2 separate regions of the Mus musculus genome follow, and region 2 is linked to region 1. Evidence: chromatin loops called from intact Hi-C (ENCODE). Cell type or tissue: gastrocnemius. All regions are shown on one strand. Each heading gives the region's core, and the rest is flanking DNA. Links, peaks and the distances in the headings are about the cores only.

Region 1 (10,868 bases), core at 1,244-9,243:
ACACATGCAGTAGACCAACCCACAGTTCTTCCAGCTTCTCACCTGCAGAAGCTAGAATCACTGGGGAGAGGGGCTTGGCCAGAGGCTTAATACCCATTGAAATTTCATCTCAGCTATTTTGGTCACTGTGTGGTTAAGTGTCTCATGGAAGAGGAGAGCTTTCATGTTAAACCCACCTCTAGGTCAGGCAGGTGGCTCAGACCTGTAATCCCAGATACTTGGGAGGCTGAAACAGGTTATAGATGTAAAGTCTGCCTGGACTACAGAATTAATTCTAGGTCAGTGAGACCCTGTCCTAACATAAAAAGAGGGCCAGGGGTAAAGCCCAGCGCTAGAACACTTACCTAGCATGCATAAACCACTAGGTACAGTCTCCAGCAGTGGGGTGGGGGAGGGTAGAAGGAATGGAATACAAAGTCATGAACCATAACTGTTTACTTCTTTAGAGTGCTAACCACATGTCACAGGGTGCTTGTGCCAGTCAGCCTTGACTTTGAGGAAGCAAGGCACACCAGGGAAAACAGTGTCCCACACTACCTTCTCTATGGGACACATGTCATAGATATGTCTCCTTTTGGTGGGGAGTAGGGTAAAGGAATTGAGTTGCCAGGGCTGGCCTCAAACACTTGGGCTCAGATGACTTCTTCCTCAGGCCCGAGAGTAGCTGGGACTACAGGTGTGTGTTCACCACTGTGCCTAGTTCTTTTATTTTTTTTATTTTTTTTGGTTTTTCGAGACAGGGTTTCTCTGTATGGCCCTGGCTGTCCTGGAACTCACTCTGTAGACCACGCTGGCCTCAAACTCAGAAATCCCCCTGCCTCTGCCTCCCGAGTGCTGGGATCAAAGGTGTTGCGCCACCACGCCCAGCATGGTTCTTTTAATTTTATGGGATTTTTTGTTCTAAAGTAAATAGCAGTATCTTTTCACTTTCAGACAAGTCCTGATTGGAGCTCAGCATAATGGTCTGTAATCTCAGGACTCTGGAGGCCAAGGCAGGGAGATCAAAAGTTTAAGACCAATCTGAGTGCATAGAAAAAGCTCTGGGTCAGAGAAGTAGAAACAGAGAAGGAAAGAATTTTGTGGTTGCTTGCTGAATTTTATAGCCACGTTACATAGCACTGACTAACAGTGTTTACTTAATTTAGGTTCCACTTAGTTTAAAAAGAATTTGTATAGTTTTAATCGTCTTTCAGCCTTTTCAGCCTTTCACCTTGCAAATGCAGCCTCTTAGTTCATACGATTCTTTTTATGGATTTTTATAATAGAAAACTGGTGGGTTTGTTTTTTGTTTTTTTTTACATATAAAGATCTATTTTTATTTTACTTATGTGTATGTGTGTGCTTTCAGGGTCCAGGAGAGGGGTCAGATCCTGCAGAACTAAAGCTTCAGGCCGTTGTGAGTCTGGGAAGTGGGTGCTGGCGGGGAGGCGGAGATCCTCTAGGAGGAGCCACCTCTCCAGCTCACGTAGTGGATTCTTTATGGCTTTGTATTAAATAAGATCTCTTCGTGTGGAAGGCTGTGTAGTCCTGTGGGGATTTCTAGGCTCTCTGGATGGGTCACTGGAGCCCTTGTTTGCTGGATGATTTGAAGCTCTGGTAAGCCTTTGTCACACATAGGGCCTTAGCTTTCCTGTCACACTTGAAGTGACACCCTAAGCCGCGCAGGGTAATGTGGTGGAGTGAGTCCATGTACATAAGGGAGGAAGGGAGCTTGGTGACGCAGCCTGCCAGCTCTTCCTTAGTGGTACACACCGTTGTTTCCTGAAGGTGAGTCACGGGTCTGCAGCATGGTTGTCCCTACTCTGTGGAGCCGTGTCCCTGTCCCTTCACGATTTCATTTTATCATTTACTTCTTGGAGTTTTAATACCAGATCCTGAGTTCTACCCTTGGTTTATATGGGTGGTAATTGATTATGGGGGTGAGGGTGGCTGTGGTAAGACTGCCATCTCCGTGAGAGCTTCACTGTGCCCTGCCCTATACTGAGCCCTTGAGCTGCACTGTGTCACTCAAAGCTGGTTGGGATTTTTTTTGCCTCTATGTATAACTGCACTACTTGTGTGCCTGGTGCCCATGGAGGCCATTGGGGTGTATCAGATCCCCTGGAACTGGGTTTACAGACAGTTGTAAGATCTCACATGGGTACAGGGAATCAAACCCAGGTCTCTTGCAAAAGCAGCCAGTGCTCTTAACCACCGGGCCATTTCTCCATCCCCTCAAGGCAGTATTCTAACTTAACAGTTGAGGAGATTGAGGTTAACCGAAAGGCAAGGTGTCTCTCCCAGGCCAAGGATGTAGAGGTTGCATTGGCACTCAGGTTTGGTGAGTAGGCCTGAAGTCCCTGCCTTGCTGTTAGCATCTGAGTAGTATCTGGCAGAATATGGGCACTACACCCAGCGTCTGTTCTGTACTGGGTGGTGTGTTAGATACTGGAAATGGAAATCTTTGGCCCTGAAGAAGAAAAGCTAAGAAACCTCACTGAGCCACACATTTGCTGTCTAGAGCCAAGATTTAATGCTGGTTAATAAGATGAGCAGGTGTGTATTTTTGAAAGACAATGCTGTCTGCTGTAGGGAATCTGCATTGGGGAATGGCCAAGAGGTGAGCCATCTGTGGAGTGGGAGGAGAATGTGAGTATCAGAGTAGGTGACATTAGCAGGATCAGGAGGTTGGGACAAGAGAGGGATAGATGTGTTGAATACTTCAACAAAGCCCAGGGGAGGATTCACCAACAAAGGGTTTGAGAAAGGTAAGGTGGGTAGTTTCTGGCTTCCTGAGCAACTGGATAGCCAGCTGGGTAGTTGAGACAAGTTTAGCAGATGGAAAGAGACCTGAGCCTAGAACTAAGGTTTTTAGTCAACATTGCAAGGCTGGGTTTTGGAGGCTCATATCTGTAATCTTGGCTCTCGTGAGGTAGAGATAGGAAGATCATAAGGTTTGGGGTTTTGAAGTGGTCTCACTATGGAGTCTCGGTGAGTTGAAGGCCAGCTTGGTCTACAGAGTGAGTTCCAGGGCAGCCAAAGCAATGAAGAGAGACCTTGTCTCTAACAAAACACCCACCATCAACCTCTGGCCTCCACATGTGTGCACAGGCACATATGTGTGCACTATGAACACGTAGGCACACATACACAAATTGAATGGGCCCCACATACCTTCAGTGCTCCAGAGTGAGACTCTAGGGTAGACATAGATCAGAAGACTTGTGCATGCATAATGTTAGCCTGAGTAAGAGGTTTCTCAGTCCAGGGCCTGGGATCCTAGCCCAACATTTCTGAGTAGCAAGCTGCACAATAATCTCTGCCAGAGCAGCTAGTTCCCCAAAGGCCGTGCCCTATGATTACACCCTATGGAATCCTGCTCAGTTAAGTGTCTTAGTTTGGGTTACTACTGCTATGATGAAACCACAGCCAAGAGCAAATTGGGGGAAGAAAAGGGTTCATTTGGTTTATGCTTCACACTTACTGTCCATCCCTGAAGGGAATTAGGCTGGGAACTCAAACAGCAGGAACCTGGAGGCAGAAGCTAATATAGAGACTGGAGAGATGCTGTTTACTGGCTTGCTCTGCCTTCTTTCTTTTTTTTTTTTTTTTTTTTTTTTTGGTTTTTCTGTATAGCCCTGGCTGTCCTGGAACTCACTTTGTAGACCAGGCTGGCCTTGAACTCAGAAATCCACCTGCTTCTGCCTCCTGAGTGCTGGGATTAAAGGTATGTGCCACCATGCCCGGCTTTCTGCCTTCTTTCTTATGGAACCCAGGACCACCAGCCTAGGGATGGCATAATCACAATGGGCTGGGCCTGCCTACAGCCCAATCATACAGAGCCGTTTTCTCACTTGAGATTCTTCTCAGATAATACTAGTCTGTGTCAAGTTGACATAGAATTAGCCTGCACAGTTGGTTACTTATTTGTAAAGAGTCTATTGGTGGCGCACACCTTTAATCCCAGCACCTAGGAAGCAGAGGCAGGTGGATTTCTGAGTTCGAGGCCAGCCTGGTCTACAAAGTGAGTTCCAGGACAGCCAGGGCTAAACAGAGAAACCCTGTCTCGAAAAAAAAAAAACAAAAAAGAATCTATAAGAGGCCCCAGATTATAATTCAAAGAGGAAGAAGGCAGGAGTGCCATGCCGAGGCTGCTGGGAGGGAACTGGAGCCCACGCCTAGAGAATCCAGCCTGGCTGCCCCATACTGGGCTGGCTGGCAGAGTAGGTAGAAAGGTGTTCTTGTGAGTCCTGGTCCTTGAACATCTTTGGCTCTGGGCCAGCTACCAGTGTAGTAGAAAGACCCACCACTGACAACCCAGATCACGGGGGAACCGGTGCTACCAGGACTTGAGAGGTGTGAGACCAAGACTGAATGACAGCATGGTTGGCAGCTATAAAATCCAGGAAATACTGGCCTCTTTGATTCCCCGGGGAAATGTTCCTGCTAAGTCCCAAGTTCCAAAGCTCTCACTTGGATGGCTTGGCTCAAGTTAGAGGAGTGGCAGGCAGGAGAGAGTTGGAGACATCACTTGGATAGCATACGTACTCGGGCTAACAAGTTCACGGGCCTCAGCCCAGTGCCCACTGGGAGTGAGGCAGCCTGGAACCCTGATAGACCAGATGAGGTCGGGGTTTGGGGTGGTTGTGGGACAGTTTAGTTTTGCTTTGACAGAACTATTTTTTTTTCCAGAACTGTTGCCCACAGGGAGGAAAATCAGAACTTGTCACTTCATACATCTTTCTCCCATTTTGTTCATGCTGTCCAGAGCATAGTGTTAGATCTAGGTGAATGTAGGGACCTCTTCCCCTCACCCACCCTGCTCTTTTATCCACTCCCTGGCCTTGCTCTTAGAGATAGAAGTGAAAGTCAGGTGGAGAACAAGGCCTTGGACTGACTAAGGCACCAGATACTTGGATTTTTTTTTTTTTAATCTATAGCCTTATTATGTGTATATGCTTGACCTCATGTATATTGTATACTGAATGCATGCCTGGTACCCAGGAAGGCCAGGAAAGGGCATCAGATCCACTGGAACTAGAGTTATGAAAGGTTGTGAGTCACCATGTGGGAGCTAGGATTCAAACCCAGGTCGTCTGGAAAAACAGCCCAAGTGCTCTTAACCACGGATCCCTCTCCACCTCTAAAGCAGCCTTGTGACCCTGCTTATCTGCTGATTCAAGATGGTGAGGGTTGGGGGAAGACCCCGGATTCTGGGCTGCTTGCTTCCATCTCTTCTGAACCTCAGCATCTCAGTGGCATGGGAAACCAGAGGAGCGTTTCAGATCCCAACTCTCTGTGAGGGCAGGAAAAGCAGCACCAGGGAGGTGACTGGATTGCGGGTTCTCCAGCCCCAGTGCCCTGGACAAAGCAGCAGAGTTGGAGAAGCCTGGGCTGTCCAGAGCCATGTGTCTTTTTCAGAACAGGCCCTTTTCCCCATGTGCCATAAAACCTATCTGTCCTGTCTGTTGAGCTTGCCCATGGCCACAGCCCCATCCCTCCTACCTTGGCTGCTAGGGCTGAATGCAGGACACTGTTTGTGGCAGGTGGGTACAGTACTAGAAACCAGACCATAGAGCCAGCCCAAGTGTAACTGCAGGTCAGTCTCCCAGCAGGGGACTGAGACTAAGTCTGGACACGTCCTCAGCCAGTGCATCCCTACCCCACCCTCCTGTCTTCCTGGCTCAGCCAGCCCAGCCCAGCCCAGCCCTGAGGAGAGCGTTGGCAGCTGGAGCTGGGAAAAGCATGGCAGAGCCAAGAACAACAGAGGCCCCGCCTGGGTGCTGTACAGACCCTCTTCTGGCCTGTGGTAGCCCCTCCTTCTGCCCCAGCCTTTCCTATTGTTTCTTTCCAGCCTCCTGTACTGTCTTCCTGGTCCTATTTGCCTCCCCTTGCCAGACCCCAGGCTGGCCTTGCAGGTCACAGCATCTTCTACCTTTGGGTGGAAATCAGGGTTTTCAGGGTCCTCTGTTCTTTCCTGACTCTGCATCCAAATGTTTCTGGGAGGTAGGTTGCTTTCTTTCTAGGTCCCTGACCCTGTCTTACAGCTTTGGGGCTCTACTGCCCTTCATTCTGCTACAATGACAAAGGCTGGGTCTCTGAGCCAGGGAGACAGGCAGAGGTACCAGAAAGAGTCCCTTTGTCATGGAGGACCCCAGTGAAAGGTAGGCTGTCGATCTAGGCTCTCTGCAAGTAGAGTCCTGAGGGTGTAAGGGCTCAGGAGACACAAATCTAATACATGACAGCCAGCCTTTCTTCTGGCTCAGAACACCACCACCACCTCCTCCTCCAGCCCAAACTGGCTGGCTTTTACTTTGGAAGTCCAGGTCAACAATTACTGACCCAATAGAGATAGTAATACCACATTGAGCAAACCCCTCCACCAGTAGCGACCTTGGCAGAGTCTCTCTCTGTGGTCCTGATGGGGGCGAGGCTAGGGATTCTGTGACTTTGCTGCTCTTCCTATCCCCAGTCAACCCTGGCCTCTTCCGTGATGGACTGACTGGGTGGTTCCTCATGCTCCACGGCCTCATGGAAGGGGTATAGAGGGTAGAATTGTCTCCTATACTGCAGCCCTTTTAACTTGTTCCTTGCTGTCATCTCAGCCCATTTCTCTTCCTCCGCTCTAAGCCTGAGACCACCTTCCTCCTAGCCACACAATGGAACAAAGCACCAGAGTGTCCCTCACTCTGCGCTGGTCTGTTCCCCACTCCATCCTCCGCTTGCTTCTGCTTGCCTCCGCTTCCCTATTGTGTCTCCAACTCCTGTCGGGAGAGGGGCCCCCAAGAGGGCTCTGATCACTGGAATGGGGTCACTTGGGGCAGATCTGCAGCAGATTTGGTTATAATTGAAAGACCAGAGGCACCGGGAAATTCCTTTCCTTATTGATCCCAGTGGGAAATTAAAACCAGTAGTTGGGCTTGGGGCTCTTAATGGTGGCAGCTCCTCCCATTGAACAGCTCTGAGGCCCTAGCCCCTGCCCCCTTGTTAGTTGGATACCCCATCCACTTGTGCTAGCCCGCCTCCTAGGCCCCTCATCCCTCAGTGTCTCTTCCCAGCTGCTCATGTCTGCGATTCCCCTGGAATAAAAGGGCTGCTGGAGGCCAAAAGCCCTAGCCCTAGCATATTGCCCCCTCCCTCCCTCCCTCATTCAGCAAAGTTGGGGTGCGAGGAGCTCCGGCCCTGAACTGCCAAACCACAAACACATCTGGAAAGAATTCCCCGCCCAGTCCCACTTCCCTTTGTCTTCCTTCTGTCTCTGGAAATCCTAGCCAGTTGCTAGAGGAGGGAGGTGGTGAGGGTAAAAGGAAGGGAGTGGGCCTAGGGCATCCACTCCCACCTGGGGGAACTTCCTCCAGGGCTCTAGTCTTAGTGGGACTCTCTACCTGGCCTGGGTTCCTCTAAACTGCCATCCCAGGCTTCCTTCCTAGGCTGTGTCCTCACCCATCATCATGACCATCAGTAAGGTTCTCAAGGCTCCTGGAAGAGGGCTTGCCTGCCCTTTTCTCTTGTAAGAAGGAAAATGCTACCTGGGCTCCAGGAGTCTGTCTGGAGAAGTAGAAATTGGACACAATGACCACCGGTATGGGAGTAGGGACAGCGGGGGTGGGGGTGGGGTGGAGCATCAGGCTCCTGTTTTTTGCGTTGTTCCTTCCACAGGCCACTCCTTATTTCTCCGTCTAGAGGCCAGATTTCACTGTCAGAACTGAAAATCATCCCGTTGTGCCTACCTACAGCAAAGCTGCACTGAAGCGGGGAAGGTTGCAACCTATACTCAGAGCGCTTTCAGATTCCCCTTTCTCCCCACCTAGCTAAGCATCTGCAGTGGCGAAACTGCTAGACCCACGTGCCTCCTCTTCCAGAAGCCTATGCCTCCTACGCGCCCGCCCCTCAAATAAGCATTCCGCTTTAAAATTTAGAGTCCTAGACTCAGGCCGACTTGTCCCACTCCCTTCTGAGTGTTGGTGGTGGGGTGGGGGGTGGGGAGAGCGGCGATCCAGAGGCCCTTCTGAGAGGCAGCCTTCCTCCCTCATCCTCTCAAGTTTTCCACACCCCATTATTCGGGATTGCCTCGATGAAGACCTGACTCGAGTGACACTGTCTGGCCTCTGAGTGAGGTTAATCCTTCAGGCCCTGTCCTCAGCTCAGTTCCACTCCCCAACCAAAGCCTGCCAAGTCCCCAGTTCACCAGGTCAGGGCTGCCTGTTCCAACCTTGGCCACCTAGATGAGAAGGGGCCAGGCAGGGACCTTGTTTGAGATCCTGAGGGGACTACGGGGATAGCCCCGGGAGACTGAGGGCGAATGCCAAAGAAAGGGCAAACACTTGTAGCTCCAGCACAGAGCAACGTTGTTTCTGGCTTTGGGTTACCCGCGTGCCTCCGAGGCCGCTCCTGTCCTTTCTGCTGTCTCGCTGTCTTTCCACTAGGGTTTCACCCACGTAAAAATCAGCCTCGGAGAGGCTGATTCACCGCACTTTCAGCTCTAGATAGGGACGTCTCAGACCCACCCCCTCCCCACACAGTCAGCCTTCCCCCAACCCCGGAGGCAACGCGGCAAGCCGCGGGGTGGGGGTGGGGGGTGGTGGGGGGCGCTTGGCGTCTTTCTCCCCCTCCTTGTGGCCCAGGGGGCCCAGGGAAGCGTAGCCACCGAGAAAGCGCCTTAATAAAAGAGTCGTGTCAAGTGATTGGCTGTGACCTCTGCCCTTCTAGCCTCGAGCCGGGGGCTCCTGCTTAACCCTTCATTGTCCGTCCAGGGCTTGGAGAGGAATGAATGAGTTGCCTTGTGCTCACTTCAGGCGTCCCCAGGCACTACTTGAACCCAGAGCTGAGTCAAGGGGTGGAGGACAGAGCAGCACCTCCCTGTCACCCAAAAGAACGCTTGAATTCCGAGCTGTTTCATTGAGTCCATTTCGACTGCCGGTTGCCGGGGGGGGGGGGGGGGGACAATTCTTGCGCTAGTGGGGTCTCCGGATGCCTGGAGCTGAGCTGTCCAGAGCACCAAATCTGGTAGAGAACTACTAGGGAACTGGTGAAACGGGACCTGTGTTCGCCCTGCAGGCCGAGAGAGCATCCGTGACCCAGGCGAGAGCCGTGCCCTGTTCTTGCCAGAGGCACAAACCCCGTTCTTGCCTTCTGACGCTTCTCGGTCCGCCTACTGATGCGGGAGAAGGGTATCTTGGCTCTTGGAGAACCCTGGACCCACCCACATTTCTAGAAACAGGAGGGATTCCGGAAAGGATGGGGGTGAAGTGGTCACAGAGCAGGGCCCCCAGGTGGTGTGGAAGGCGGGGCGGGGGCGGGGCCGCCTCATGCACCAGCTGGGTATAAAAGCCTAGAGCTCTGGCGCCCAGCGGCTGTGCAATTGTCCTCCACGCGGCTTGGTCCCCAGGTGGAAGGATCTGTTCTGCAAAGGAGACAGCAAAGTATCTTTAGCCTAAAGGACTCAGCGTCCAGTGTTCTAGTTGAAGATCTAAAGAGAAAGCCACCTTGCTGCCACTATGCCTAACTTTTCTGGCAACTGGAAGATCATCCGATCGGAAAACTTTGAGGAAATGCTAAAAGCTCTGGGTAAGGAGGTTTTCGTGAGTTGGGAAGGGAGGACAAGAAGGGCGCTGGGGTCTTTAGAGCAGAGGCCGAATAAACGGAAGGGGGCCGAATCAGGGAATGTACCTGGGAGCCTGCATCCTAGGAAAGGGGCGTGCCGGATACCCTGGGTCCTGGGGCACCAGGCCCAAGACTCTTAAATCCTACTTTCTGAGGCTGGGCGCCCACCAGTGCCAGCTTCAACGGTGACTCAGAGCCTGTGAAGCAAGTAGAAACCAGAAGCACGAGGTTAGTCTCAGGAGGGGTTGGCTAGCCTCGGCGCCTGGACCTGCTGACCAGGGCACCTGGCTCTGAGCTTTAAGAATCCAGAATCCAGGCAGGGAGCCCCTAGGAGACATTCCAAGATCTTTCCGCGTACCCTAACAGTAACCCAATCCAGGCGACAGGTCCATTATCCTCAACACTTGGCTCCGCCCACCAGGTGGTCCACCACTTCAGCTCCCCGACCCTCCCCCACACCTTGCACTTCCCACTCCAGTCTCCCCACCCCACCCCACCCCACCCCACCCCCACCTGTGAGACATATTTTCCTACAGCAACCGGCTCCCAAGCCCTAAAATCGCTCTGGACAATTACCACTTTCTTAGATTTCAACAAATGTCCTCGTGTGAAACACCAATCCCCATTTCCGAAAGTCTAGGATTGCCTCCCTCCTCGCCACAGACCAGCTGCACCCTGCGCAACTGGGCTGTTAGCCAAGGGTGGGAACACAGGAACCACCCAGACTTTCCCTACCCACCTTCTACTACCCTCTAGGATGCGACTGAGCTAGAAGGTATAGGAAAGGAGAGACATCTGCGGAGAGATGCAGTTAACCGCCCCAGGGAGTGGAAACTACCCCAGAGCCTAAGGGTCAGCATGCCTTCCATTTCTGCACTGGAGAGGAGCCCTGTGGTGGGGAGCAGGGGATACCCTTGAGGAGCTAGGGACTGTATAAGAGTGAGTCTGGAGCTAAAAAGAATGTTGCGAGGGCAGTAGGGCCTCTGTTCTCATCTTTCCTCGCTGTTCATTCTCTTTGTGTCAGCTAACCGCAATGATCCTTAGAGTCATACCCAGTTTTCTTGCTCCGCCCTTGCGAAATTAAAGATCAGAGAATAGAAATTTTCAGAAAAATCTATTGCTGTCTCCTCCCTCATTCGCTCTAAATTCTGGCCCCTCTCTGCAGTGGATGTGGGAGCCTGGCATCACCCCCACCCCCACCCCGGGTTCCAGCTGCAGAGAAAGGCCCAATCCTACAGTCTGCCTTCAGAATGTTTGTCCTCCCCGCAGGGTCTCTCTGAGCCACG
Region 2 (10,868 bases), core at 2,011-10,010, 110 kb after region 1:
GCCTCTGTCAGTTGTTCTTCCTTTACCCTTTACCTGCTAACCATTTCTTGCTTTCAAATTGAGATTATACATACACACCCTCTAGAAACCATTCCCCAAACCCTGGCCTGAATTATATGTGAGACAGGCAACATTCATAATAACTGCCCGATATGAATGGCAGTTACATCTGGACTGGACTCATTTTTTTCTTCTTCTCTTTTTCTTTTTTCTTTTCTTTCTTTCATTTTGGTGTGTGTATGTGTTGACATATGCTTGGGGATGCATGTGTGCAGATGGAGGCTGGGTATCTTTTTGATCTCCACCTTATATACTGAGCTAGGGTCTCTTACTTCAATCCAGAGCTTGCCAGTTTGTCTAGTTTAGCTACCAAGCTAGCCTGCTTGCTGAGACTACAGGTGAGCAGCATGCCTGCTCAGCATTCATGTGAGTGCTGGAGACCTGCACTTAGGTCCTCTTGCTTGCATAGCAAGTATTGTTACCAGCTGAGCTATCTACCTGGATCTATTTCAGCTACATGGCCCATAATAGGTTATGCATCTAGTTAAACAGGGGATAGGGGTGCTGTCTTTATTGTCAGTTTCTGGCACCTACTCCACTATGAACACTCAGAGCACTTTTCCCTGCTTGTTCTACAATTAGCCTGCTGTGAGCCACAGAGGCCCTGACTGCTCTACTTCCCAATAACCGTGGCCCATCATCTCCTGCCCAAACTAAAATACGCAGGCTGCATGACTTTGCAAGGAACAATGGTGGGTGCTGTCAAATTCATGCCTTGGGCAGTGACTCCCTAGGAGTTTCAGAAATGGAGGAGAGTTGGCAATGGTATTAAGTTGGCTTTATCCGTCTCCATGATCCTTTTCTTCTAGACAGCCACACTAACCTCGGGTGAGGAGAAGCCTGACAGAGACTTGGGGAACTGCAGTGATGTTGACAACCATGAGCCCACGCCCCCAAAGATGTGAGACTTTATTTTGGTACTGAGAGCATGTGGGAGATGCTTTGGGGTTTTAAGAGAATGAACCTAAGCCTAATGCTTTCTTATCAGAGGAGTAGGTGCATGTTTGTGGAATTAATTAGATTGTACTAATTCTTGTATTATCTTAGCACTTCAAAAAGTGCCAGGTTTTGAACAATAGTGAAGATAAAAATTTTTTAGAGAAAGAAAGAAAAAAGTTTGTGACTTGTCATCTGCCCTTACAGTCTGACTGATGAGATGCTACTCAAGGCTTGCGAGGGGCGAACAGCACACAAGTAAGTTGTGGTCACTTCTGGGTTTCCCATCTTTTCTGCCCATGCTTAAGGACAGCCTGTGCCACCTCCCAATTATTTTCATTCCAAGGGAATACTTGCTGTTGTTCACAAGTTCATGTTTGAAGCTTGGCTGCCCCCTCCCTCTGTTCCCAACTTTCTTTGTAATACCCTTGCTGACTTAGACCCATCATATCTCTGTCTTAGGGCTGCCCGGATTGGTATCACCATGAAGGCCAAGCTTGCTCGCCTGGAGGCCCAAGAGCAGGCCTTTCTGGCTCAGCTCAAAGGCTCAAAGGCTCTGGGCACCTCTCAACCACTGACTGACAGTGAGCCTTCCCAAAAAAAGAAAAAGAAGAGGAAGCAGAAAGAGGGGGAAGAGGCTGCAACAACTGAAAAGAGTCTAGGTGACGAGCTGCTGGGACACACGGACAGGAGCTTCAGGGACAGCAGGAAGAAGAAGAAGAGGCAGAAAGCCGAGAGACAGGGAACGGCTATAGGAAGTGAGGAGGAAGAGGCTGCAGGAGAGAGTGGGCCCAGAGAACTGAGCACAGAGCAATCTGATCAGCCTTCCAGGAAAAAGAAGAAAAGGAGGAAGCAGCGCCATGAAGAAGACGGGGAGATGGGAGTCTGTGATGAAGGAGGTAGAGATGTGACAAGCCGGCCAAAGGCAGTCAACAGTGGAGGAGACAAAGACCCCAGGAGAAGCAGCAAGAAGCGAGGGACGTGTGGGGAGGACTTAGATACCCAAGAGGAAGAAGGGAAGGATGACCTAACAAAAGGAGAGAGAAAGGTCAGAAGAAAAGACAAAAGGAAAAGACAGCAGTGCTGTGAGGAGGACTTAGATGTAAGCAGTAAAGATGATGGTGGGACATGGGTAGCAGAGGATGCAGGTGAGAGAAGTCGGCAATACCCAAAGGAGAGAGCCAAAAAGAAGAAGCGGAAGAGGGACCGAGGGTCTGAAGTGGATCTCAGCTGACTCCTTTTCAGGGATAGCCTGGTTTAGGGCAGGGTTTCTGCACACTCTGCAAGCAGCTCTGGAGCCCCAGTCTGCAGAGGAGAGCCAATGCATTCTATACTGGCTGAGGGGGTGGACATGGTCCCCTGTGAAACTTGCTGTCCAAAAAGTATAAACCTGGTGCCTGGCAGCTCACCAGCTAAAGGATGGTGGGAAGAGGAATCAGGATGGAGGAATATTTGGAGTGTCTCTTTTAAAAGTCTGAAAATGTAGACTTACATGAAATGTCTTTGTTTTGTTTTTGAGACAGGGTTTCTCTAATACAGCTCTGGCTTTCCTAGAACTCACAGAAATCCAGGCATCTTTGCCTCAAGAGTGCTCAGATCAGAAGCATACACTATCATACCCTACAAAATGTTTTCATTTTAAATACCATGAAGGTTAAGAAAAACATACATTTATATGTATGGGTTGGGTTACCCTCCCAGACTGTTCTGATCATGATGAAATGAGAGCTTGGACCCCAAGCTTCTAGGTCCTTCCCAGTTGATGTCAGCATTCCCAGCATGAGAAGGTCTGAACACAAAGTAGATGGCATTTGGAGACTTGAAGGAATCCTGTTACCCTCTGGGGGTCTTGCTACAATGATACACTGAATTAGTTTAGAGGCATCATCTACCTCCCTGTCTATTACAAATAAGTAAGAATCATTCCTGGGTGAAACACCTATTTCCCATTGCTTACAAATGCTGGTCTGTTTCCCCAGAGACAGCACAACCCACTGATAATTATTAAGGCCAGAAGACTCCAATTTCAAGACAGAAAGTACCAAGTCTTTATTGAGAATCCTGCCTACCCACCTCCCTTACTGTAGACGGTAGACACACTCTGTGTCAGGGTAAGATGGCAGGTTCAGCTGGTACTTCTTCTCTAGAGCAGGTGGTACAAAGCGACCCCCAAGGTAATGATATCGGCCAGTAAAGTGAGTTGCAGACTTCTTGGGTGCCGTCAGTGAGATGAGTAAGTCTGGTTGGATTCCGCTAGGGTTTCCCTTCTCTACATCCCATCCTGAAGAGAGAAAGTAGTATAAGGACATACAGGTGGCCTGGTCCTAAGGAAGAGGGAAAGCCCTCAGTCCCATGTACTATCGGGCTCTGGTTTTCCACAGGGCCAGGCAGCATGAACTTTGCTCCCCAGCCCTAATGTGGGACAGTCCCCTGGGTACCAGCCTTAGCCAGGTTTGAGCACGAGTCTCCCAGCCACCTGAGTCTCAGCACCTGAGGGAATGTCGATGCTAGCAATGGGCACAGTGAGTCCACTCAAGACACTCAGGATGCTGTGGAATGGCTCCCGAACGTCACCCTTGAAACTGAAGCCGAAGATGGCGTCCACCACCAGCTCATACAGCTCGTCCACCATCATGGGCTGGGAGCGTGAGGGAAGGGGAAAGGATGTCAGGAGCTGCTGTCACCTAGGGAGGCCTGTCCCTGCACCCACTGACCACAGAAGCATGTATATAACTGGTTCCTAAGGCACAGTAAAGAGGAGTTGCTCATTCAGGACAGTCTGAATCCAGGCCTGAGTACCTACCTGCCTGTCACTGGTGAGAAGGGGTGACTGCCAGTCTCAGGCTTCCTGACACTGGAAGCCAGAAGAGACTAGTTCTGTTCTGCATATCAGTGTCTTCATCCATAGAATAAGCTGGGGCTTTCTGGTTTTTGTTTTGTTTTAATTTCTGACTTCCCACCCTTTAATCCATGCATCTACAGAAAAGGTTCAGGATGAGGCCCTGAGGGCCAGATTATTGTTAGATGCATGTTGTGGGAGTTGTTTGGCTGCAGAATAGGAGTGCCTGGAAAGTCGTGGAGCACACAGTCTGGAGGGGCTTCTACACCACTTTTTTTCAGAGAACACTTTTAGGGCAGACAGACACTAGGCAGGCCAGCTTGATCTGAAAATGGGAAGGGCAGGACAGGGGCAGTACTTACTGTAGAAACAGGCATCAACCCACCTACCTCTGGGGGCATTTCACCAAGGAAAGGAATGTCCATTTTCTGACACTGAGTCACTAGCCCAGTGAAGAGGGGCTTGTTAGGTCTTTTGGGGTAATAGATAGTTGGCTGGTAACCCTAGTTGAAAAGGAAAGTAGCCATTCAATCTCCGATCCCGAGTCTTCATACCTTGCCACAAAAAACTCCGTTCACATACTTACAAAAAGTTTGAGGTGTCGCGCACAGACCAGCCCATCCCCTCCGTTATTTCCGGGGCCACAGATGACCAAGACAGTCGGGGGACTCTTGGACATAGACGTGGGGGGATAAGCCTGAAGGCAGAAGTGCAGAGGGCAGTCACCGCTGTGTGCGCCACCGCCGGGGACCTCCCCACCTGCACCTCACTGAGGTTTCTCGCTGTGCCGCTTACCTTGGCAATAGCCGTGGCACAGCTCAACCCGGCCAGCTCCATGAGTTGATCCACGCTGAACTGATACTCGTTAAAAAGCTCTTGGTCCACGGCCTGAGCCTCCTCCTGACTGAGGGAAGTCCTGGCCTGAGTCCGCCCCTGGGGTGCTGGGGCCGCGGCCTGCCCTGCCCCGCCCCCGCGGGAGAGGGCGGCCGTACCTTAAGTACTTCACCGCAGCGCCCGCCATGGTCTCCGAGCCCCGGCGCTGTGTTCCCCACCAGATGGGCCTTGCACGACACACACTCTGCTGGCTGATGACCCGTGGCAGGCGCGAGCCCGCAACCAGCAGCCCCAGCCCCAGCAGCGTCCGCAGCCCGGACATTCGACTAGCAGAGCGCCGCTCGCACGGCGCATGCGCAGGGCCCGCCCCGCCCCAGAGCCTCTGCATCTAACCGTCCGTTCCTAGTCCCAGACTATCAGGCGTTCCGCCCACCTTCGTTCCGCCCTGCGTTCTCACCTTTCCCCGGCGTCGCAGAGTTCCAAACAGATGTGCTTCGCTCCCTCTGCAGTCCTGGCTGGCCACCATCTTGAAGCAGTTCTGTTGCCTCCTTGCTGAAAGGTGTGATTGCACGCAGTTTTTTAAAAATTAGTATCTTTGACCTCTCGCTGCCCCTGCTTTTTACAGGGTTTCTCTGTAGCCCTGGCTGTCCTGGAACTCACTTTGTAGACCAGGCTGGCCTCGAACTCAGAAATCCGCCTGCCTCTGCCTCCCAAGTGCTGGGATTAACGGCGTGCACCACCATGCCGACTTGTTTGTTTTTAACATTTAAAAATGCAAGGGTTGGAGGGAAGAGGCATGCACGTGCCTTGCTGCACATATAGAGGTCAGAGGACAATTTCTGTGCATCCGATCTCTCCATCCAAAGAGTAAGATCCGAGGATCAATCACAGGTTGTCAGTGCCCTTGCTCTTCAAGTGGTTTTGTGGACCTCTGCCCTGTCTGTTTTACTTATGTAATGTAGAAAATAGAATTTTTAAGGCTGTGATAGTGGCAGGAACTTTAGATTACTCCGGTAATTGTACTTCAAGTCCAAGGTTCTGTGGTCTTACGCAGGACCTCACCAGCTTTATTTTTCTGATTTCACTAGCATGTGAGTTACTCAAGGCTCCTTACAGATTTGCTGGAAAATATTTAGTTAGTTTATTTTTGGTCAGCTGATTTTGTTTTCAGTTGTTTCAGAGTATGGGTATGTGCGGTCACACAGGTGCCCTCGGGAACCAGAGGTGTCAGGTCCCCAGAACTACAAGCAGTACAAGCAGTCTCATGTGGCCTAGGCTGCCTTGGATCTTATGTCTTACGTTGCAAAAATGGCTTTAAATCCCTGATCCTCTGAGATTCTGGGTCTGAGCCACTGTAGCTGGCTTTATTTAAGTTTAGTGTTTGTTTGTTTGTTTGTTTATGTATAGGTTGTGAGCCATGTGGTTGCTGGGAATTGAACTCAGGACCCCCTGCTTGCTCTTGGCCCTCTTGTTCCGGTGGAAAGCTTTATTTATTATATGTGAGTACACTGTAGCTGTCTTCAGGACACGCCAGAAGGTGTCAGATCTCGTTACGGGTGGTTGTGAGCCACCATGTGGTTGCTGGGATTTGAACTCAGGTCCTCTGGAAGAGCAGCCAGTGCTCTTAACCACACTGAGCCATCTCTCCAGCCCTGAAGATTCATTTCTAAAACACAATGTGAAATATGTTTATTTGGCATAGATAATATGTTAAGCACTTACACATACCAGGTGCTAACATGAACCACCTCACTTCATAGCAACCTTAGTATTCCCGTTTCAAAGATTAATTAAAAAAGAAAAAAAGGAAGACCTGCCCACCTGCCCAGTGATAATGATGGCTGGTGGTGGAGCTGGGATCTCAGCAGGCTGACCTTACAGCCTTCTGCAACTTATCCTGTTGATTTCATTCTGATGGGCTGTGACTATAGAACAATACAGAAAATATCCCATCCACAGAACTCAGGAGACAACCAATGAGAGCTGTTTCTACAATCGCTGCCTCCCCTTTATTGCCAGCATGCAACCTTTCAGGTTTTCTTAATTCTGCCAAACCCCTAGTGTATTTTTAGCCTATCATAGATAAGAATATTCAATCAGATTAAGGAGGTTGGCTAGGGGCCTGACGCAATAGCAACATTCCTTTTTTTTTTTTTTTTTTTTTTTTGGGTTTTTCGAGACAGGGTTTCTCTGTATAGCCCTGGCTGTCCTGGAACTCACTCTGTAGACCAGGCTGGCCTCGAACTCAGAAATTCACCTGCCTCTGCCTCCCGAGTGCTGGGATTAAAGGCGTTTGCCACCACGCCCGGCAATAGCAACATTCTTGTGTGGCAGACACCATCATTTGCTCCTCTAAACCCATTCTCCTTCCCTAGCAGATCCTGATATTCATATCTTTGTGGAGTGGCACAACAAAACCCAGCATTCTTCCGTCTCCCTCCAGCCAGTAAGAGTGGCCATTTAATTAAATGTTCACCACTAATGAACAGAAATGATATGGATATAGACAGACAGACAAATAGAGATATAGAGCCACTCCTATAGAGTACTATTTTGGAGGGGTGTGCTATTTTGTGTGATTTTTTTATTTGTTTTTGAGGCAGGGTCCTACCATGAGCTCCGGCTGTCCTGGAACTCACTATGTATACCAGGCTGGCCTTGAACTCACAGAGATCTGCCTCTATCTGCCTACCAAGTGGTGAGATTAAAGGAATGCACCACTATGCCTGGCTTCATAGTGTACTTTTAAAAGATCTCCTCCACTTCTTTCTTATTACTGGGCTGGATTGAAGGCACGATGCTTGTCTTAGTTAAAGAGTTACTATTGCTGTGATGATTCATGACCACAAAGTAAGGTGAGGAGGAAAGGGCTCATTTAACTCACACTTCCACATCACAGTACATCCTCGAGAAAATCAGAAGAGGAACTCAAATAAGGCAGAGGCCATGGAGGTGTGCTGGCTTGCTCATCATGGCTTGAACAGCCTGCTTTCTTATAGACCCCAAGACTACCAGCCAAGCATGGCACCACCCACAGTGGGCTAGGTACACCACCCAATGCTAACTAAGGAAATGCCCTGCGGCTGGATCTTATGGAGGCATTTTCTGTTGAGGTCCCCTCCTTTCAGATAACTCTAGCTTGTTTCAAGTTGGCCTGGTGCTATAGGTGGAGCAGCCCTTTCCTTCTTCCCTTGATGGCCTTGTGTACGCTCGTCAAGCTCTTTATCATGAGCTACTTCCCCAGCCCCTGCAGCTATGAGGCGGAAACCCCATGTTAGCATCAGAGTCAGGGCTGCAGAGATGTGTCAGCAGTTAAAAGCACTTACTGCTCCTGCAGAGGAGCCAAGCTCCTTCCCAGACCTCATGTCAGGTGGCTCACAACTGCTTGTGGCTCCAGGAGATCTGACACCTCTGGCCTTTGGGCACTTTCACACATATGCAATGACAACACACAGATACACTCACATTCAATCATATCATCATCGTCATCATCATCATCATCATCATCATCATCACCATCATCATCGTCCAGGCATTAATCCCAACACGTGAAGGAGACAGAGGCAGTCTACAGAGTTAGTTCCAGGACAGCCAGGACACTGAGAAACCCTGTCTCTAAAAAATAAAAAAGGAAGAAACCAAGGAAACTTGTGACTATAGAAACTAGTGTGGCACTAATAGAAATATAGAAATCAGCTAGCTTTACCTCTCTCAAGTATATACCCAAAGGGCTCTACATCCTCCTACAGAGACGCTTGCTCATCCATGTTCATTGCTGGTCTACTCGTACTAGCCAGAAATTGGAAAACAGCCTAGATTTCCATCAACAAATAAATGGATAATGAAAATATGTTCATTAACACAATGGAATATTATTCAGCTGTTAAAAATGTGAAGTTTGGAGCTGGAGAGATGGCTCAGTGGTTAAGAGCACTGACTGCTCTTCCAGAGGTCTTGAGTTCAATTCCCAGCAACCACATGGTGGCTCACAACCATCTGTAATGTGATCTGATGCCCTCTTCCAGTGTGTGACTGAAGACAGCTACAGTGTACTCATATAAATAAAAATAAATCTTAAAAAAAGATGTGAAGTTTGCAAGCAAATGGACATACAGAGCTAGAAAAAAAAATAATGCTGAGGAAGGTAACCCAGACCCCCAAAAGACAAATATGGTATGTATTCTCTTATAGGTGGTTGTTAGCTTTTCAGCTTTCAATAGGCATATCAGCATAACCACAGAGGTTATGTATAGAGCAAGGAACTAGGCAGGAGAGGAGGATCATGTTGAAAGGATCTCCCAAGGAAGGGGAAATAGAATATATATTTAGAGAGACTAGGGAGAGACAGAAACAAGATTAAACAGGAAAAAGAAGACGGGGTTAAGGGAGAGAATATAGGAAGGACGACTAACACTAGGGGCCATTTGAGGGGTCTTATAGAATCCTACTACACTAGAAACTTATTGAAATGTATACATATATGAAAGAAGTCAAAACGGAGTCACTAAGTAACAGCGGACACAAAGGCCCAACCAGACATCTTTGCCACTAACTGAAATCTTCAGCACTAGAAATGGGTTACATTTAACTGACTTGTTGGCCAAAGGGGCCCCACAGAAACCCCTAAACAGCTTGGACTGTTGCCAAAGCTATTGGTTATTCTCTACAAGCTGTTGTTAAGGATCTATTACTGAACAAAATATTTACCTATCTCATCTAACATAGAGAAACCGAGCTAGGTGCTAGGTGCCTACCTAGAGCCTTCATCCCTACTGACTAGCATTCATGGTACTGGAACTTACTGCATACTACCGGAGAAAGGTAACCACCAAACCAGCTACAAAACCTGCTATCTACAGTGCTGGCCTGGCTGCACGGAGCAATAGTGGTACAGCATATTGTGAGTAACCAACCACCATCTGATTGGATTTAAGGCCTAATACATAATATAGAACCCATGCCCGACACAGCTCAGGTGCCCAAGAACCTGAGACTATATAAGGCCATGGTCCTAGGGGAAAACCAAATACTATCATACTGTTTAAGAAACACAGCACTTGCTGGACGTGGTGGCGCACGCCTTTAATCCCAGTACTTGGGAGGCAGAGGCAGGCGGATTTCTGAGTTCGAGGCCAGCCTGGTCTCCAGAGTGAGTTCCAGGACAGCCAGGGCTACACAGAGAAACCCTGTCTCGAAAAACCCAAAAAACAAACAAACAAACAAACAAACAAAACAAAAAACAAAAACAAAACAAAAAAACCAAAAAGAACAAATGACTACCTTAATGACATTCTGCTATAGCTATAGATTAGTGTCTTTCTCAGTCATCATCAGAGAAGTTTCCCCTTATAGTACCTTATAGTAGATGGGAACTAACATGGAGATCCACTCTTACACGCGTTCTTGCGACCGGCCAGGAAAGACGCAGCAAACCAAAATCTTCTGCGGCAAAACTTTATTGCTTACATCTTTAGGAGCAAGAGAGCAAGAGAGCAAGAAGAAGAACAAGAGCAAGAAAGAGAAAAAGAACAAGAACAAGAAAGCAAGAGCAAGAGAGCAAGAAAAAGAATGGCAAAACCCCGTCCCCTTTAAGGAGAATTATCCTCCGCCTAGGACTTGTTACTCCCTGATTGGCTGCAGCCCATCGGCCCAGTTGTCATCACGAGAAAGGCAGAACACATGGCGGGAAAACTGCCCCTGCACATGTGCAGATTATGTTTACCACTTAGAACACAGCTGTCAGCGCCATCTTATAATGGCAAATGTGAGAGCGGCTCCCAAAATCTCCCCCTTTTCTTTTAATAAGAGCAATAGGCCACCCATATTAATGAGAGTGGAGATAGAGGTCAAATCCCCAGTGTGCAGGTAAAGGAGCCATGTACAGGATTAGCTCTTAGGCTCACAGGCTTTTACCCAGAGCAACCCTGACCTGCTCCCGTGTCGTTTTTCCTGGGGAGAAGGACACTTGGACACTCAACCTTCTTGAAAGATGACATGTCTCCCTAGAATAGGCTCATATGTGCCGCAGAGCCCTTCTACTGCAGTGCTTAGCCGTGCAACTCTCTCAGGCTGCTGAAGCGCACTCACTCTATCCCGTGCAATGAGACTAGCCTGTGGGGTGCAAGAGCTGAGTGGCCAGCGACCTATTGCTTAAGCATAGATATATCAGGGGAAGCACCATGTTCTAGAGCTGCAAGTG

What was found. Hi-C counts contacts between places; a loop is a spot of excess contacts. Peaks named below come from ENCODE experiments on the same cell type or tissue, not always from the same donor. Only the 100,000 strongest peaks of a DNase experiment are listed, where the experiment ranks them.
Region 2: a loop joins it to region 1, with 1.9 times the contacts of the local background. A loop is called at or near these places in 3 of 42 quality-filtered maps.

What each region holds. Positions count from the first base shown.
Region 1 is chr3:87,939,365-87,950,232 of GRCm38, forward strand. It overlaps Isg20l2 (interferon stimulated exonuclease gene 20-like 2), which reads left to right. Exons shown (of 4, transcript NM_177663.4): 4 at 1-1,322. It overlaps Crabp2 (cellular retinoic acid binding protein II), which reads left to right and starts at 9,329. Exons shown (of 4, transcript NM_007759.2): 1 at 9,329-9,546. The coding sequence starts at 9,477. In gastrocnemius, for the core only: no CTCF peak of the experiment used is centred there; DNase peaks (open chromatin) are centred at 4,251 and 5,693; H3K4me3 peaks cover 1,136 bases; H3K27ac peaks cover 1,115 bases.
Region 2 is chr3:88,053,500-88,064,367 of GRCm38, forward strand. Gpatch4 (G patch domain containing 4) reads left to right here. Exons shown (of 8, transcript NM_001110809.2): 6 at 870-961; 7 at 1,204-1,254; 8 at 1,459-2,495. The coding sequence ends at 2,230. Naxe (NAD(P)HX epimerase) reads right to left here and starts at 4,996. Exons shown (of 6, transcript NM_144897.3): 1 at 4,828-4,996; 2 at 4,631-4,739; 3 at 4,422-4,532; 4 at 4,225-4,338; 5 at 3,487-3,634; 6 at 3,024-3,277. The coding sequence starts at 4,991. The coding sequence ends at 3,075. In gastrocnemius, for the core only: no CTCF peak of the experiment used is centred there; a DNase peak (open chromatin) is centred at 5,023; H3K4me3 peaks cover 1,899 bases; H3K27ac peaks cover 1,405 bases.